Regions from separate parts of the Homo sapiens genome. Here region 2 is linked to region 1. The links are chromatin contacts, found by Hi-C or POLR2A ChIA-PET in ENCODE. All regions are on one chromosome and are shown on one strand. The core of a region is the stretch at or near the end of the contact, and the rest is flanking DNA. Distances in the headings are between cores, read along the strand shown.

Region 1 (4,321 bases), core at 475-2,974:
ATGGTGATGGGTGGGTGGATGAGTGGTGGAATGATAGATGGATGATGGATGGGTGAATGGGTGGATGAATGAATGGATGGGTGGGTGGGTGCATAAATAATCGGTGGATGGATGAGTTAATAGATGAATGTGGCTAAATGGATAATGGATGAATGGGTGGGTGAGTGGGTACATGGATGGGTAGAAGAATGGATGGATGGATGAATAATGGATGAATGAGTGGGTGGATGGATGGATAAGGGATGGATAATGGATAAATGGGTAGGGGGATGGATGGATAGATGGGTGGGTGGGTGGATGGATTGATGAAGGGATGAATGAATGAGTGGATAGATGGGGGTGGATGGATGGATGTTGGATGGATAATGGATAGATGGGTTGGTGGGTGAATAAATGGATGAAGGGAAGGATAACTGGATGAATGGGTGGGTGGGTGGATGGATGGATGAAGGGATGAATGAATGGATGGATGGGTGGGTGGATGGACATGGATGGATAATGGATGAAGGGATGGATGGATGGATGGATGGATGGGTGGGTGGTGGGTGGGTGGATGGATAGATGGGTGGGTGGATGGGTGGGTGGATGGATGGGTAGATGGATGGGTGGATGGATGGATGGATGGAACAACCTATTAACACAGTGAGAAGGTCCTGCAGCCCGCACCTTAACCCTGTCAGTGCCTTCACCTGTAGACTGGGTATGTGACATGCCTCGTTTCCCTCTCAGAGCAGCTTTGAGGATCAAATGAGGTAGCACACATTTGAAAAATACTCTGACAACCATAGTTGAGCTACAGACATTAGCTGTTATAATCTAGATTAAGTGGTGTCTAAATTTGTGAAAAGTCTATATTAGAGGGTTTTTAAAAAATTTTTCCTTTATTTCTTTCAAGTCTATGTCATTACAAGAACTAATTGCTAATAGCACATTTTCAAGTCAGGTCCTGCTGGGACCTCCAATGAAAAGGAAAAAAAATCTCATAATTAGCAGCCTTATTTGCATGCAAACAATGAGTATTCTGAAAGTCTTTAAAATGCTCCCATGAGGAAACACTTGCATTCTTGTTTTAAGAGATTAAATTGCTTGGCAAACCCCCTTCTCACTAGAAAGTCAGAAGGTAAACTTGAATCCAGCCAAATCATCGTTAAGTTCCAATTATTCCAAATTCCAAATTAAGGTAGTCTCAGTTAATAAGGTTTCCAGGTACAGTCCATGAAGACACAAAAATTAGAACCATCCGTGAATTCAGCGACCCTCATTTTCTGGGTAGACACACACAGGCAGTTCCGTGGTCAGTCTCCAGGTTCCATGCTGCGGGAGGTGGCTGGTAGTGGCCCTCCCTGCAAAGCAGTGTAGCCTTGGAGAGGCAGTGGCCGAGCCAGGCAGCAGCGTGTGGGGACATCAGGATGAGAAAGTGCAGTGCGGCTGGGTGGAGGCGGCGGAAGGGAAGAGGGGAGCTCCCAGGACACTGACAGCCACCCCGACACCCCGAACTGTGTGGGAGGAGTGGGGGATTCCCACGCCAGCTGGACATGGATACATTTTTGTTTCCCTATTGCTGTTTTAAAAACTGTGAAAACCTCCTCTGTCTTCCCCAGGATTCTTTTGTTTTTCCTCCAGGTAAAGGCACATTTGGCAGCCAAAGCTGTTTTTCAACCTCTGGTGCTTTCCCTTCCGATTAAAGTTACAGGAGGCCCTGAGGCAGAGCTGGTGATCACAAGCCTCTCTCTTGGCTAGACACGCAGTTTTTATTTGAATAGCATTATTGTTGTATGGTGTAAAATGCAGGGACAATGGAAGATTGACTACTGCACTGACTCAAATTTGGCCAAGGAAGCTCTGAGACATCAGCATCAGAACTTACGCTTTCAGCCAAGAAGGACTAACAGGGACCAGATTTACTCTTCCATGAAAACAAGTTAAAAAATGGACAGAATATCTGAAACCTGTGTTAGGCATCAGACACCAGGCACCGAGAGACCGTGGTCCCTGAGGAGGGCGGGCAAACAAGGTGGGGCCCAGTGCACGGCGGGCGTGGGTTCCAGCCCCAGTGCAGGGAGAGGCCCCAGGCAGGGCTGAGGAGAAGGAGCCAAGTCCAAGGAGGAAACAGAGGCTGGAGGTCTCAGGCTGGATCTCCAGCGAGGAGAGCTGCCCGGAGGGAGGGCTCTGGGATCTGCAAGGGGAGCCCCGAGTCTTCAGTCAAGGGTTGACCAGCCCAAGAGGCTTCGGGGAGCAACATGGGGTCTCACTCAGAGCCGGGAGTAGCCCTCATCCCGCTGTCCACAGTGGAAACACTCGCAAGGCACCAGGCAGTGTCCTGAGAAGGGCTTTGTCTTCACAGTGTGAAAAATTAGTTGGAGACTAAACACTGCTCAGGTCCCACCTGATGAAGCCAAAAAGCAAGGATGACCCAAAAGGATCAACATCTTCCAAAGCTCAAGATCAACACCTTCCAAAGCTCCAGATCAACACCTTCCAAAGCTCAAGATCAACACCTTCCAAAGCTCAAGAGAATGAGGCAGAACTCACAATGTCTAGCATCTGATCAGAAATTAGCAGCATTCAAAGAAGCAGGAGAGTACAACCTAGAAGAAGAAAATTGAATCAGTTAAACCAACGGTGAACGGAGCAGATGAAGAGTTAGCCACAAGACAGTAGAACACTTACTACGACAATCTTCCCGCATTCAGGGAGTCAGAGGGGAGGCTGAGAATGGAAGGCATAAAAATTCCCAAACCAAACTTCAGGAGTGGAAAGCTGCAGCACTGGAGTTGAGAGGTGTAGTGGGCAGGCTCCATGGCAGATGAGACGGTGCAGAAGGAAAAAGCCAGTAAATTTGAAGACGTGGCACTAGCGACGATGTAAAATAAAAACAGAGGAAAGGTCTGAAATGCAGACTGTTCATGAACCGCGGGCCAGTGTCAAGCAGCTTAACACATGTGCAGCTGCAGCTGCTGGAGGAGGGGGCAGGATATTGGAACAGAATGGCTGACATTTTTCCATGTTTGTTGAAAACTACAAAAAGAAAGGAAGGGAAGGACGGGCATACAGATTAAGATGGAAGAAATGGCCTTATTTGTAGATGACGTGATTGTCTACACAGAAAACCAAGGAATCTACAGCAAAACTAGGACTTATAAGTGAATTCGCAAGCTCACAGGATAAATGTCAACCAACAAAAGTCAATCGCATGTCTATGTACTAACACTACACACGCGGAAATCTAAATTAACAACACACCGTTTACGCTTGGTCCAAAGAGAATGAAATCTAAGATACAAACCTAACAAAACACGTGGAGTATCTGTATGCTGAAAATTTTAAAAGCTGATGGAAAAACTTTTCTTGAGAGCTACATATATGAGATGTACCATGTTTGTGGACTGGAAGATGTGAGACAGTAAACGTGCCAGTGCTCCTCAGATTGGTCTACGGGTTAAATACAGTTCCCACCAACATCCCGGCAAGGTGCTTTTGTAGATATAGACATACCCATTCCAAAATTTATAGGGAAAGACACAGGGCCTAGAATAGCTAAGATAATTTTGGAAAAGAATAAAGTGAGAGAAATCGCGGCACTAGATTTCACGACCTCCATGGCAACGGTGACGCTGACCGGGTGGTACTGGGGACAGACAGGCACGGAGGCCAAGGAAATAGGGTAGAGAGCCTCGCTGAGAGCCGCACCACCTTGCCCAAAGCACACACGTGGCTGTTCTGCAAACAGAGCTGGAGCAACTGGACATGACACGCACAGGGAAAAGGGACCCTCGGGCTGAGTTTTACATCTTCTACAAAAAATAACTCAAAATGGATCACAAACTTAAAGCTCAGGACTACAGAACTTGTAGAATAAGGTCCAGGAGAAACTCTTCCGGACCTGAGGCTGGGTGAAAACTTCTTAGGCTTGACACCAAATGCACGACTCGAAAAAGGAAAAATAAAAAATTGGACCACATTGAAATTGAAGTTTTTCTTTCCTAAAGATCCTTTTAAGAGACTGAAAAGACAAACTGCAGATGGGGAGAAATGTATCTGACAAAGGGCTTGCACCTAGGATGTATAAGGACTCTCAAAACCTGGCAGTAAAAAACAAACAGACAGAAGGCCCCAGGAGAGGTTCACCAGCTCCAGATGTGTCCAGATCCAGAGACGGCAAATGGTGCGCGAAGGCGTCCGGCATCATCAGCCGTTAGGGAGGTGCAAGCTTAGGCCGTGATAAAGTCTTACCGCACACCCGTCAGAACGGCTAAAATAAAACCAGTCACTCCTGCATTGCTGGTGGGAACGTGAAATGATAAAGCAACTCTGGAAAATT
Region 2 (4,490 bases), core at 1,721-4,220, 35 kb before region 1:
AGAGCTGTGTCTGGACAGAGGGAACCAGGCACCAGCTATAGCTCCACGGCAGGAAGACACCCTTCAGCCCCCACCCCCAAGCAAGAGGCACCTGCGGCTTAGTGGGCCCTGACTCCAGCCTGGCCAGCTCGGGGCCCAAACGATGCCTGTGGCTGCCTGGCCCCTGCAGCGTGGCACAGACGACAAGTGCATGGGGAGCAGACCTGGTGTCCATGAGCACCCAGGCAACGCGCCACCTCTCCCTCCTTCCTGGTCCTGCCACGGGGGCCTGAGCTGCGTGGGAGTCTCTTCTACTTCCTGTTGACTCAGTAACTCGGGCTCTCTCGTGAAGTCCCAGCAAGAGAAGGGAGATGAGGAGTAGGAAGGACGCGGGGCCAGTTCATCCAGCTGGTGGCTGTCATCACCGAGATCGAAGTCTCAGGCCAGGCCGGGCCCTTCAGGAGACGGTGAGGATGGACCCCATCACCGCTGGCGCTGGTCCCGCAGCCCACCCTGAGGAGGAGTCTCTCCTTGACAGGGGAGCTGGACACTGCTGTGGTCTGTGTGAGCCCAGCCACTGCCACCCAGTGAGAGGAAGGCTGGGCTCCCACAGTGTGGGGTTCTGGTGCACACCCCACAGGTCGGCGGTCCCCAAGGTCATGTCTGATTTCCATGGAGCTCTGTCAGCTGGAACTGCTCCCGGGAAGCCCCTGAACTCCTCACGCCGCCCCCCGCTCCAGACGCTCCCTTTGAGTGTGGACACCTCGGCAAGTCCAGTACCCTCGTCTGACCTCGGACCCGTCTGCATCTCCACAACACACCCAGGATGAAGCCGAGGGCTTTCTCTCTCCCACCGCACTGTGGTGGTCTTCCTTCATCCCCCAGGCCCCGCTAACAGTGGGAAGGGACAGCGGGCTGGAGGCAGGAGTGGGTGTTGGCTGTGGCCTCAGGACAGCGCAGCCAGCAGGATTTGAGCTTCTGGCCTGGCAGCACCCTCAGAAACCACCAGGTGGGCCCCAGAGGCCAAGTCCAGGGGGTCTCCGTGGGCCACGCTCCCTCTCAGGCAGCAGCCCTTGGAGGGGGCCCCAGGGGTCCCTGTGTAAAAGCGGCCTCTGCTGTGCTCACCCCGTGAGACCTGCCGGCCATGTGGCCTGTGGTGCTGGGATTTGGACACGGGCCCAGGCAGGCCCTCACAAGAGGGCGGTGGGAGCTGCAGCTGGAGCTGCTCAGAGCAGTGGGCTCTTCTCCAAATGGGTCCCCTGCCAGCCACTGTCCCAGCACCCGACTGGCCCAGAGCCATCCTCTCGGCCCCATGCACTCAGCACCGCCGCCTCCCCAAGGCCATGCTGGGGCGCCGGGCATTCTCAGACGTGGAGGCAAGGGGCTGGGGAGGCTCAGGTGAGAAGCCAGGAGCCAGCCTGCACGTCCGGCCTCTCAGGCACTCATGGTGGTCACTTGGCCTGGACACTCTAGGCCTGGGCTCCTGCTCCGTATCGATGACCTTAGCAGTCAGCTTGGGTGGGCAGGATGCCCAGGGAACCTTGAGAGATTCCATCCGTGCCCTGCGTTGGGGGCTGGGCTCCTCCCTGAACCGAGCAGCCCCCTCTCCGGTCACCTCTGCCTCCTGGGCGGCTGGTGGTCGGTGGTGGCCGGACACGCCTCGCCCCGGGCACGCTCTCGGGATGGGGCCTCCACATGGGCCTGCTGGCTGGAGGTGTCACTGGCGCCTGGCCCTCCCGGCCAGCTTCCAGCTCACCAGAATACCTGGAGCTTAGAGTAATCTCCTTCTCTTCCTCTTGTCAGCCGGCCAAGGCCCACGGAGGTAGCTTTGTTTGGGCGGCCGTCTCGCGGAGCTGTGTGAGCACAGCTGTGGAGCGGGCAGAGTCACGGGCTTGGATTTTTCACCCTCTTCTTATTTCAGTTTATACGACAGAATGACTTGCAGCTGCTTCAAAGGGCTCCACCCATAACTCCATGCGCCACATCCTAGTGGAGGAGAGGCGCCGCCAGTGCAGCTGGAGCCAATTAAACCCACCTATGCAGGCGCAGCAGACCCACCGTGCACGCAGACTCAAAGCAAAAACAGCCTCTTCACGGGCAGGGAGGCCCCGGCAAGTCCCATCACGTGGCGCAAATCAGAGGCGCAAACTCAGCCTTGTGTTCACGGCTTCCCGCCGCAGGGGCTGCAGGGTCCGCGTTCGGACGGCAGGCCTCGTATTGTGTCTTCTCACCGCCCCATGCTCCGGTGTCCACACTCTTCACCTGTTCCCTGCAGTTCATCTGAAAGCGCTTCCCCCGAGCTATTCCCCAACAAGAGGCGCTTTCCCTGCTGAGCCTCCCACAGGGCGCCTGGCCAACCTCTGCTCCCTAAGACAAACCTGGGAGGCGCAGCCAGGCATGGACAGGGTCTCAGGGCACCGAGGGCATCCTGGCCCAGTCACACTAGCACGGAGGCATGGGGCAAAGTTAAATTGGACAAGCCAACCCTCTTTAGTCTAAGGATGACAGAGGCCCTGAGGTGGCCGCACTGTACCAGACTTTGTTCTCCTGGGCACAAAAAGGACTTTTAAAAACTTTTTGCATTTATCATCATCACTCCACCATCACCAAGGTGCCTGAGATGCATAAAAAAGTATTTTTCCAAACTGGAAATCTGAAATAGAAGCACCAATAAAAACAGGTCCCAGATTTATGACCATATTTTTTCACCTCTCTTTCTCTCTTTCCCTCCCTCATATTTTTCTTTCTTCAAGTTAGCTTGGGACTACTGGAAAAAGAAGACTTGGCAGCGCGGAATGTGGGGGGCCCTGTGAGCTGTGCCCCCCAACCCCGTCTGCCCAGCCCAGCCGCAGCCCCAATTCTCGCCTTGGGCGGGCGGCTGGGCGGGTCTGAGGCCCCTGGGACTCATCTGCACGGTGCAAACAGCTGCTTTGGCAACTGAAATTAAAGATCAACTGGGAAGTAAACACAGAGGCTGCAAGACAGGGTGGAAGCTGGTTAAGAACCACATCCTTCTCTCTCTGCGATTTTGCGTGCAGTTCCCCAGGTCCTTGCAGAGGTCACCTGGCAGGGCCTCCCCTCAATCCCGACCTTTGGGCCCTGCTGCAGCCCAGTTTACCAAGATGTCCTCTGCCCAGAGGCCCCACCTGCACCACGGTCACACTGCACCAGCTGCCCACAGTGGAAACCGTGTCCCCTGGAGTGGTGCGGGCAGCCTGGCAGAGGGGTCAGGGCCACAGCTGCATAGTTGAGCTCTGCACAGGGGCAGCCTTGGAGCAGGTTGCAGAAGAGAGGAGTCCTGTGGAGTCACGGTTTCCGCCTTTTAGGGCCCCGTGGTTCTGTCAGTGCCTGGCATCCCCCAGTTGGATCTGTGGTTCGGAGTCTCTCAGGGTCCCAGCTTCCGTGGCCCTCCTGGTATCTAGCCGCTGCATCAGAAGGTGGGAGCTCTTGCTCTCTGCTTATGGCAGCAGGGATGGTTTCCCAACAGGACTGAGGTGGAAATGGGGTGGGCAATCCCTGGAGAGGCCTCTGCTCCATTTAAAACACTTGAACTTCACAGACACTGAGGACTTCATTTCATAACAGCCTGGAATGTAGAGCCCTCCCTGGTGAAAAATTAGAACAGAACCACGTTGCCGACGGTGCTGGTCCTCCAAGTTAAACACAATCTCACATTTGCTTTAGTATTATTTTAAGTGTAAGCAATTAGGTCTGTAATTTCGTTTAACCACTTGCCAGATTTCATTTTTTACATCCCAGCTATTCAGGGGTTAAAACTTTTAACCTGTTCATACTCTTTGAATATTTCAGGGGACCCGCGGAGGTAGCGCTGACGGAATCCCGGAGCTCACCTGCTACCAGAGAAGCAAATGTGGAAAGTGTGGAACAGTCCCCACACAGGGTCCTCCTGGCACAAACCCGCAATGTGCAATGCCAGGGGCCAGCGGCACACGCAGTCCCATTGCGACTCGCAGGAGAAGCAAATGTGGAAAGTGTGGAACAGTCACCGCACAGGGTCCTCCTGGGACACACGCAGAATGCGCAATGCCAGGTGCCGGCGGCACACACAGTCCCATTGCAGCTCGTGGGAGGTACCGCTCCCACCCCAAGGGTAACTGTTCTCCAGGCAGCAGCCCTGGCTTTGGGGAGCTCTGGCCTCTGGGCCAACAGTGTCCATGTGTGGCACAAGGCCCTCATGGGGGTGGTAAACCCAGCCAGGCTCTGGCCGCTGGCCCGACGGTGTCCATGTGTGGCATGAGGCCCTTGCAGGGGTGGTAAACCCAGCCAGGCTCTGGCCACTGGGCTGACGGTGTCCACGCGTGGCATGAGGCCCTCGCGGGGGTGGTAAACCCAGCTAGGCATGCACGCGGGCCTGGGCCACGAAGTTTCCCTTGTTCTTCCTCACTTCACTTCTGTTCGTCCTGTGCACATCAGCCTCCCTTGCTTCAGCAAGGCTTTTTCTATCTCTTTGTTGTTTTATTAAAGTGATAACTTTCAAGTATTTTAGATAT

Evidence for each region. Hi-C counts contacts between places; a loop is a spot of excess contacts on that map. ChIA-PET counts read pairs that join two places held with the same protein, here RNA polymerase II (POLR2A). Pooled maps may share reads with other maps.
Region 2: a loop to region 1 is called in a map of dorsolateral prefrontal cortex, with 2.7 times the contacts of the local background. The contact joins two enhancer-like sites. A Hi-C loop is called at or near these places in 4 of 168 maps with a recorded cell type or tissue (G401, astrocyte of the cerebellum, dorsolateral prefrontal cortex and 1 more) and 4 of 50 pooled maps. POLR2A ChIA-PET finds 5 or more read pairs at or near these places in 2 of 52 experiments (BJ and IMR-90).

The regions. Positions count from the first base shown.
Region 1 is chr18:79,538,179-79,542,499 of GRCh38, reverse strand. No RefSeq gene overlaps it. Among named protein-coding and RNA genes, the nearest start is that of CTDP1-DT, 140 kb to the left of the region's middle. Within about 2 kb of position 1,724, at least 2 of the 41 ENCODE cell types and tissues checked have a DNase peak (open chromatin) inside an H3K27ac peak, as active enhancers do.
Region 2 is chr18:79,573,816-79,578,305 of GRCh38, reverse strand. No RefSeq gene overlaps it. Among named protein-coding and RNA genes, the nearest start is that of CTDP1-DT, 100 kb to the left of the region's middle. RefSeq lists an enhancer at 1,778-2,277. Within about 2 kb of position 2,970, at least 5 of the 41 ENCODE cell types and tissues checked have a DNase peak (open chromatin) inside an H3K27ac peak, as active enhancers do.